Linked DNA regions of Homo sapiens: region 2 is linked to region 1. Evidence: read pairs that join two places in POLR2A ChIA-PET (ENCODE). Cell type or tissue: PC-3. All regions are shown on one strand.

Region 1 (5,000 bases):
CATTCTTTCCATGGTATATATATTTCAAAAGAGTGGAGTGAGCCACCCGTTTAAAGTAACTTAGAAGCCACCTTAGTTTAATGAAGACCGATTAATTCATCGGGCTCTGTTACTCTTTTATTGTATCATCTCCAAGAATTCTATAAAATTTCACTTAGTTGCTTTCTCCAGTTAAGTCAGACTATTGATCAGCTGTGTTAGAAATGTATTACAGAGCTACAGTATTTGGCAGAAATGCTATTTAAAAAAAATAATTTTAGTTGTAGTACTACAGAAAAATTTGCTTTTTCATTCTAAAATCGAGACAGTGGAGACTAGATTGACTTGGGAAAGGTAAGTACTGACCCACGACCTAGGTTCTCTCCTGATTCCTTTATTTAGAAGCACCATAATTTGTTGAACTGAGCTGATTGCTTTACCATTATTTCATGGAATCATCACAACCTACCTCAGAGATAGTAGGATTATTTTTAGACAGGAAACAGGCTCAAAAGTGAACTAATGGCTGGGCACAGTGACTCACACCTGTAATCTCAGCATTTTGGGAGGCCGAGGCGGGTGGATCATGAGGTCAGGAGTTCGAGACCGGCCTGGCCAAGATGGTGAAACCCCATCTCTACTAAAAATACAAAAATTAACCAGGCATGGTGGCGGGCGCCTGTAATCCCAGCTACTCGGGATACTGAGGGAGAGAATTGCTTGAATCTGGGAGGTGGAGGTTACAGTGAGCCGAGATCGTGCCACTGCACTCCAGCCTGGGCGACAGAGTGAGACTCTGTCTCAAAAAAAAAAAAAAAAAAAAAAAAAAAAAGTGAACTTACCAAGGATACACAGATAGGCAGTGGAGGAGCTGAGATTTGAAATTGTGTTTGAAAGCCTGTTTGTCCAGCTGCTGTTCTATTCTGAGAATAAAACTTTTTTCTGCTTACTTCATGATTATTGTTCAAGATTTTAAAAAGCTGTGAGCTAGAAATGGGGTAGGTGCGGTCAAACATTGCTCTAAAAATGGCTTCTGAACCCTACTGGTACTTTTTTTTTCTGCCTCAAATATTTATTTTGCTTAGAAAACCCAGTGCATCCCAGAATCTTGCCATTCACAGGTCTGCTTTTGCATCTTTTCTTGTCTCCTTTCTCACTTGGTGATCATGTCCTCATTGTTAAAGGCCCATGTTAAAGGTCATGGCCTCTGATCTTGAGCAGAGCAAGCTGCTGCCCCTTTGTGGTCAGGTGCGGGCTCTGCAGTGCCCTGACCTTAGAACCCAGCATTTTGGTCAGGATCGTGTGCTTCTGCTTCTCCCACAGACAGTGAGAAAGTAGGAATCATAGAGCACGACGTGTAGGTTTGAATGAATGCATGGGTGTTTGGTGAGTATCTTGTTTTTAGCCAGGGCCCCAGTTTCTGTTTTACAGAAGAAGACAGAGGACTTTGTGACTGCTCTTTCCATTTTTTAGATGATTCACTTTACTTCCAGCTTCATAGCTGAATTAGTCGGGGTTCTCTAGAGGGACAGAACTAGTAGGATAGATAGATATCAAGGGGAGTTTATTAAGGACTGTTAACTCACACAATCACAAGGTCCCACACGAGGCCATCTGCAAGCTGAGGACCAAGGAAGCCAGTTCGAGTCCCAAAGCTGAAGAACTTGAAGTCCAATGTTCTAGGGCAGGAAGCTTCCAGCATGGGAGAAAAATGTAGGCTGGGAGGCTAAACCAGTCTAGTCTTTTCACGTTCTTCTGCTTGCTTTTTTTTTTTTTTTAGATGGAGTCTCACTCTGTAGTCCAAGCTGGAGTGCAGTGGCTCGATCACTTGGCCTCCTGGGCTTAAGTGATTCTCATGCCTCAGCCTTCCTAGCAGCTGGGACTACAGGCGCGTGCCACCAGGCCTGGCTAATTTATTGTATTTTAGTAGAGACTGGGTTTCATCATGTTGCCCAGGGTAATCTCGAACTCCTGAGCTTAGGCAATCCGTCCACCTCAGCCTCCCAAAGTGCTGGGATTACAGGCATGAGCCACTGCGCTCAGCCATCTGACTGCTTTTTATTCTGGTCAAGCTGGCAGCTGATTACGTTGTGCCCACCTAGATGAAAGGTGGGCAGCCTTTCTCAGCCCACTGACTCAGATGTGAAATTTCCTTTAGCAACACCCTCACAGACATACCCAGGATCAGTACTTTGCATCCTCAATCCAATCGAGTTGACACTCAGTATTAACCATCGCAGTAGCTTTTGTTGCAGAGTTGTGGTGGCCGAAAACCTGATCACCAACTTAGTGGGGCATTTGCTCTTTGTGTGGCTGGTAGAAGCATACAGTGTAAATTCAGGCAAGGTCATATAGTTTAAGATTAATGGAAACTATACAGAGCATTCGTTTCTTTTTTAAGAGACAGAGTCTCACTTTGTAGCCTGGGCTGGAGAGCAGTGGCACTATCATAGCTCACTGCAGCCTCAACCTCCTGGGCTCAAGGGATCCTTCAGCCTCAGGCTCCCCAGTAGCTGGGACTATAGGTATAGTCTACCCCTATTTTCTTTTCATAGGGAATTCTAAAAATAATGTTGATTCTTCTATAGAAATAGTCACCTTAGGTAGTCACTTTTGATATGTCTGATTTATCATTTCCAAACCTCACATGTGTTCCACCTTGTAAAGATAGCAAATACAGTGAGCTATCACTATGGGAACAGAGCTGATTCTCCCCCTGGCTATTTGTAGAATGAGGTTACAGTTTGCTTATGGAAACCGGACAGGGATTAAATGACTCAATAACTGTATTTCATGAACAGTTTTTCCTGACAGAGGTTATAGCAGATGTATTATACAAAAAAATTGGGGTTAGCATCTAAATTGATCATGAATAGTCACCTGCCATTTAAATGAGCCTGAATTCCCAGACATGAATGCTTAGAAAGGGAAAGCTATTTTTAGCTTATTGTGTATTAGTTTGGAAAAATGGTGGTTATCAGCCATCATAATTTTAATCTGGGCTCAGGGGACTTCTGGGCAACTAGGGCTGATTGAAGCTGGATCACAGACTCTGTCTCCCTTCAGTACCCAATGCTATGAACACAGTTTTTCTGTATTAAAAAATGTGTCCAGCAGAAGCCAACAAAGCCAGTCAACTTCATGCTATAAACTTTTAAATTGGCACCCAAGGCTGGACGTGGAGGCTCACGCCTGTAATCCCAGCCCTTTAGGAGGCTGAGGCAGACAGATCACCTGAGGTCAGGAGTTCGAGACTAGCTGAGAAACATGGTGAAACCCCATCTCTAATAACAAATACAAAAATTAGCCGGGCATGGTGGTGCATGCCTGTAATTCTGGCTACTCGGGAGACTGAGGCAGGAGAATCACTTGAACCCGGGAGGCAGAGGTTGCAGTTAGTCGAGATCGTACCACTGGACTCCAGCCTGGGCGACAGAGCAAGACTCCGTCTCAAAAAATAAAAAGTAAATTGGCAACCAAGAAAGGAAACAAAATTGTGGTTTGACTCTGACACTTTGTCCCCAGTGGTAAGTGGAAAGGACGGTGAACAGCAAAATCCTGAGAATTTGTACTTGAATTCTCTCCATCCCTGTGCCCAGTCTAGTTTGGAAAAAATTAGACTGAAGAAGTGAGTAGACAGCCTGGGAAAAGTAAAGGAAAAATTTCTGAGGCTCAATGCCCCTTTGCACCACCGCAGGATTTTACCAACGGTGGGAAAAACTGCCAGTGGTCATTTTCTGTAGCTAGTCCAGCCAACAAACTGCAGCTGACAGGCACAGGGCACTGTGGGTATTTTTCTCAAGTGATAATAAGTCCGCAGTAGGCAGTCCGGGCGGGTACCCCCTCAGGAACGTCTGCACGGAGCTGGCCCTTCCTTCCTGCTTGCTGCTCTGCTAGGCGTGTAGTTCTTGTCCGTCTGATCCCCGGTTGGCTATTGTACCTCAAGCATCGCAGAGCTTTCTGGATGGAATCAGGGGGAGGACAAGGCAGGGAAATGCAAAGGGCTTCTCACATGGCTCTGTCTTCTAATTTGGGGAAGAAAGTTCACATTTCTATGATCGTATCACATAACCACCTCCAATCACAGGAGAGGCTGTGTTCCAGTCTCTAGGAAGGGAAGGTAGCAGAAGCAGTAGGAGCACTGTGGAAAGAGCTGACTGGGGATGCGTGCCCCAAGGCTGAGGATGTTCTCCTGTGGGAATGAGATTACCTGTGTTCAGGTAGAGTGAGTGATGTGCATAGAACACTGAAGAAAAATCTCAGGAAAGAGATCACCAACGGAGTCTATGTGTAGCCTCAACTATCCCAACCTTGACTCTATCCAGAAACCTCTGGCTACAGAAATGTGTCAATTACAGTGCTTAACTTTTAGCTGTAACGTGGGGTTAAAGATAAAGGCCTCAGATAAGGTAGGAAGGGTGTTGGGGGAAACTCACGGTATATGTGAGCCAAGGGAAGGTCTAGGTAGAGCCATCGAGAATAAGATGAAGTGTACACATTCTGCACCCTAAGAGGGAAAAGAGAAAGAACGGAACATCAAGAGCCAGAGAGAGACAGGAATTCAGGCCAAGAGAAGCTGTTACCCAGGGAAAATAGTGCTTTGTGTTATGTAAAACTCAAGTTATTTGAATAAAACAAAACAACTGTTCAAAGAGAAGATGATAAAATGACACAAGTTTAACAGGGAGATTGAAGAATTAAGGAAACAAATTGAAGACCAAACCACACCAGATCAAGACTACTAAATAAATCATAAACAGGAAGCAGCCTTATAAGCATTTCTTAAAATATAAAGGAAAGGGCCAGATGCAGTGGCTCATGCCTGTAATCCCAGCAATTTGGGAGGCCAAGCCAGGAGACTGTTTGAGCTTAGGAGTTCAAGACCAGCCTGGGCAACATAGCAAGACCCTGTCTCAAAAATGTATCTATATTTAGGCTGGGCACGGTGGCTCAAGCCTGTAATTCTAGGACTGTGTGAGGCCGAGGTGGGCAGATCACTTGAGGTCAGGAGTTTGAAACCA
Region 2 (5,000 bases), 88 kb after region 1:
TTAATCCTCATCAAACTTGTGAAGCCTTTTCTAAGCTATTAGCACTCAACATAGAACTGATTGCTCCCTTCTGCATGCCCCCAGTGTAGCTCATACATACTCCTCCCACAGCTTCCATGATACATGATTGTGTTCATTTTTCTAGTTCTGTTAGCCCATCATCCTGCTCTCTCTACCCCTACACCTGTGTTTGAGGGCAGAGAATGTCTTGTTGAGACTTGCGTCTCAAGTATCTAACACTGTTAATGAATGAATTGTAATCTTATCAATTTGTTGGTTATAATCAATAGTTTTGGGGGTTTTTTTGGTTTTTTGTTTTTTTTTTGAGATGTAGTCTCGCTCTGTCACCAGGCTGGAGCGCAGTGGTGCAATCTCGGCTCACTGCAACCTCTGCCTCCTGGGTTCAAGTGATTCTTCTGCCTCAGCCTCCCAAGTAGCTGGGACTACAGGCGTGTGCCACCACGCCCAGCTAATTTTTGTATTTTTAGTAGAGACGGGGTTTCACCATGTTGGCCAGGATCGTCTCAATCTCCTGACCTCGTGATCTGCCTGCCTCAGCCTCCCAAAGTGCTGGGATTACAGGCGTGAGCCACCGTGCCCGGCACTTTTTTTTTTTTTTTTTTAGTCTTGCTCTGTCACCCAGGCTGGAGTGCAGTGGCAGTCTCGGCTCACTGTAACCTCTGCCTCCTGGGTTCAGTCGATTCTCCTGCCTCAGCCTCCCGAGTAGCTGGGATTAAAGACGCACACCACTACGGCCCAGCTAATTTTTGTATTTTTTTAGTAGAGACGGGGTTTCACCATGTTGGCCAGGATCGTCTCAATCTCCTGACCTCGTGATCTGCCTGCCTCAGCCTCCCAAAGTGCTGGTATTACAGGTGTGAGCCACCGTACCCCGCCACAATTTATTTTATATGTAAAGAAATAATTTGCTTTTTGGAGCAGAGAATGAAAGTTGGTAGAAAGCATACTCCGGAATTATTTCTCTATATTGTCTTAAATTGCCAAAATAAGGCCTTAAAAAATATAACCCAAAGAAATATAGTGCAGTTTCAGCCTAAAACACTAAGCAGCATGACAATTACGTTTTTTGCTTGCCTATTGGTGAAAAAGTTCTCAGTTTGAGCTTTAGAGGTTGAGTGACAATGTTTGTGTCTTTCAGAAATCAGAGCCTCATTCCCTTAGTAGTGAAGCATTGATGAGGAGAGCAGTGTCTTTGGTAACAGATAGCACCTCTACCTTTCTCTCTCAGACCACATATGCGTTGATTGAAGCTATTACTGAATATACTAAGGTATGTCTCCTCTTAACTCTTGATCTTCTAAACCATGGTTTAGCAAATAATGGCTCACAACCAAATTGTGTCTGATACCCATGTTGGTATTTGATTGAAACATAGCCAGGCCTATTTGTTTATGTGTTGTCAATAACGGTTTTTGAGGATTTGAGTAGTTTCAACAGAGGCTGTAAGGCCCACAAAGCCCAAAATATTTACTGTCAGGCCCTTCAAAAAGTTTGCTGAGCCCTGATCTAAATCACTCGTTTTTAGACTTTTCCCAGGAACCTTTTTTTTTTTTTTTACAGAAAAATCTTAAATGTGGCAGCCTAGTATATAAAACAGGAGTGAAGCTGATATGGTTCAGTTAAGGGCACAGGGGCCTGTGGTCCATCAACAGAGGTTGCTCTGTGAGGATTATTTAAAAGCCACTGATCTAACCTAATAGAAAAGAGAGTATATGGGCCAGGCGTGGTGGCTCACATCTGTAATCCCAGCAGTTTGGGAGGCCAAGGCGGGAGGATCACTTGGGGCCAGGAGTTCAAGACCAACCCAGTCAATGTAGCAAGCCCCATCTCTAGCAGAAAAAAAATTTTAAACTTAGCCAGGCATGGTGTGTTGTGTGCCTGTAGTCCCAGTTACTCCAGGGGCTGAGGTGGGAGGATCACTTGAGTCTAGGAGTTTGAGATTACAGTGAGCTATGAACATGCCAGTGCACTTCCGTCTGGGTGACATAGCATCCTGTTTGTAAAAAATAATAAATTTTTTTTTTTGAGATGGAGTCTTGCTTACGCAGGCTGGAGTGCAGTGGAGTGATGTCAGCTCGCTGCAATCTCCGCCTCCTGGGTTCAAGCGATTTTCCTTCCTCAGCCTCCTGAGTAGCTGGGATTACAGGTGTGTGCCACCATGCCCGGCTAATTTTTTTGTATTTTTAGTAGAGACGGGGTTTTGCCATGTTGGCCAAGCTGGTCTCGAACTCCTGACTTCAGGTGATCCACGTGTCTTAGCCTCCCAAAGTGCTAGGATTACAGGCATGAGCCACTGCACCCGGCCAATAAAAATTTTTTAGCGTATATGGATAATCAAAAGTATTGAAGTCTCATTTGTGCATTTGTTTTACATATATTTTCCAGCAGCTTTTTTCCCCTCAACCTTTAAAGTTTTCCCTTGCATTGTTTTCTCTTTCTGTGTCTGAATTGCTGACAAGCTTTTAAAAACACAGAAGTTTACAGATGGAGATACTAATGTCCTGATACCTTTACTTCATAGGATAATAGTGCAATTTCATTGAGGCAGCAGGATGGAAGAGCCAGTTTGCTGTAATGGGACTTAATTTCCTTGAGGTGGAAATCTCTCTATTCCTTCTGATATGTCTCACTTACTTTACTCAGACTTGTTCATTCTCTATTTGTAGGCTGTTTATACCTTAACTTCTCTTTACCGACAATATACAAGTTTACTTGGGAAAATGAATTCAGAGGAGGAAGATGAAGTGTGGCAGGTGATCATAGGAGCCAGAGCTGAGGTAAGCAGAAAGTTCTAGGCATTTCTGTGTTAGTGCACCTACCTCATGTGGTATCTAAATTATTGAATTAAGTCTAATCAATATAATCAGTGTTCTCTAAATCTACTACTTTAAGTCCATTTAAATGGGCTAGACCTCTTATGCTGTCTGAAGCACTTTGCTTGATTTATATAGATGACTTCAAAACACCAAGAGTACTTGAAGCTGGAAACCACTTGGATGACTGCAGTTGGTCTTTCAGAGATGGCAGCAGAAGCTGCATATCAAACTGGTAGGTTCAAGTTTTGTGTTGGGTTTTTTTTTTAATTTTTTAACTAGGAAGGTACCATTTGAGTTTTCATCTGGTTTTCTAAAATGAGGGCTTTATAGTAAATGGTCTAAGTGGCTCTCACTTTGAGAAATTTTCCCCATTTCCTACATATTAACCTACATTTTATTTGCACAATAGAAACAATGAGCATACCCTTGCAGACCAGACCAGTAGAAGCTAGGTTATGTCTTCAAAATGAAAAATGATAAAACTATTACCATTGGAAAATTGGATTGCTTCCAAATAGTTTTAGCTTCTTTTGGTAATACAATTTATTAACAATCATAGAATTACACCGTTGGCTGAGACTTGAGATGAGTAATCTATGTGAACCTTTTTGTACAGATGGAGAAAATGAGACCTGGAATCATAGTCAGTGGCAAAACCAGGACAAATTATTTGTCTATGTCAGGCTTTGTGGTAGGCATTTCGTAGGCACTTTTTATATGTGAAGAAACTAGAGGGCAGATGGGCCAGATCATTCGGCTAAGATGACACGGTATGGTGAGTAAGCAGCCAAGCTGAGATTCAGCTGAGTAGGTCTTTTTTTTTTTTTTTTTTTTTTCCTTCATAAAATAGAGATGGGGTTTTACAATGTTGCACAGGCTAATCTCGAAATCCTAGGCTCAAGCAGTCTACCCACCTTGGCCTCCCAAAGTGCTGGGATTATAGGCATGAGCCACGGAGCCAAGTAGGTCGAATTCCAAAGCCTCTGCTTCTCCTATTCTCCCAGCAGCCAGTGCTTTGTCCTTTGCACCGTGGTGCCCCAAGGTGCCCATCATAGAACATCCTACCTGAGTGGTCCCAACCTAGGTAGGTAGGCTCACAGAAAAAAAAATTTTTTTTAATGGAGTTTTGTTCCTGTCACCCAGGCTGGAGTGCACTGGCGCCATCTAGGCTCACTGCAACCTCCACCTCCTGGGTTCAAGTGATTCTCCTGCCTCAGCCTCCCAAGTAGCTGGGATTACAGGCACCCGCCACCACGCCCAGCTAGTTTTTGTATTTTTAATAGAGAATAGTTTTTGTATTTTTAATAGAGAAGGGGTTTTGCCATGTTGGCCAGGCTGGTCTTGAACTCCTGACCTCAGGTGATCCACCCGCCTTGGCCTCCCAAAGTGCTGGGATTACAGGCATGAGCCACTGTGTCCGGCCAAATTTTTTTTTTTTTGAGACAGAGTTTCACTCTTGGTGCCCAGGCTGCAGTGGTAGCACTTTCTCAGCTCACTGCAACCTCTGCCTCTCCAGTTCAAGCAATTTTCCTGCCTCAGCCTCCCGATTACAAGCATGCACCACCACGCCTGGCTAATTTTTGTATTTTTAGTAGAGGCAGGTTTCGTCATGTTGTTCCTCACTTCAGCCTCTCAAAGTGCTGGGATTACAGGTGCGAGCCACCGCACCCAGCCGGCTCACCAAAGTTATAGCTTAGTACTAGTTCTTATTAAGAAACTGGTTGCAGTGGCTCATGCCTATAATCCCAGCACTTTGGGGGGCCAAGGAGGGCGGATCACTTGAGGTGGGTCACTTGAGGTCAAGAGTTTGACACTACCCTGGCCACCGTGGTGAAACCCTGTCTCTACTAAAAATACAAAAATTAGCCAGGTGTAGTGGCACACGCCTGTGCAGGAGAATGGCTTGAACCCAGGGGGTGGAGGCTGCAGTGAGCCTAGATGGCTCCACTGCACCTCAAGCCTTGGTGACAGAGCAAGACTCTGTCTCAAGAAAAAAAAAAGAAACTGGGATGAGTCAGGCACAGGGACTCAACGCGTGTCTTTGGGAAGCCAAGGCAGGCAGATTGCTGGAGCCCAGGAGTTCAAGGGCAACACAGTGAAACCCCATCTCTACCAAAAATACAAAAATTAGCTGGGCGTATTGGCGCTCGCCTGTAGTCCCAG

Evidence for each region. ChIA-PET counts read pairs that join two places held together with the same protein. Peaks named below come from ENCODE experiments on the same cell type or tissue, not always from the same donor. Only the 100,000 strongest peaks of a DNase experiment are listed, where the experiment ranks them.
Region 2: POLR2A ChIA-PET joins it to region 1 with 9 read pairs; 5 of 35 experiments call an interaction of 5 or more read pairs at or near these places.

Annotation. Positions count from the first base shown.
Region 1 is chr12:122,302,810-122,307,809 of GRCh38, reverse strand. The region is part of intron 20 of CLIP1 (CAP-Gly domain containing linker protein 1); the gene reads left to right. Among named protein-coding and RNA genes, the nearest start is that of VPS33A, 39 kb to the right of the region's middle. In PC-3, a CTCF peak has its summit at 1,239 (motif pointing left); a DNase peak (open chromatin) is centred at 2,699; H3K27ac peaks cover 1,729 bases.
Region 2 is chr12:122,214,557-122,219,556 of GRCh38, reverse strand. DIABLO (diablo IAP-binding mitochondrial protein) reads left to right here. Exons shown (of 6, transcript NM_001371333.1): 3 at 1,160-1,291; 4 at 2,688-2,798; 5 at 2,973-3,069. Among named protein-coding and RNA genes, the nearest start is that of DIABLO, 9.0 kb to the left of the region's middle. In PC-3, a CTCF peak has its summit at 3,995; no DNase peak of the experiment used is centred here.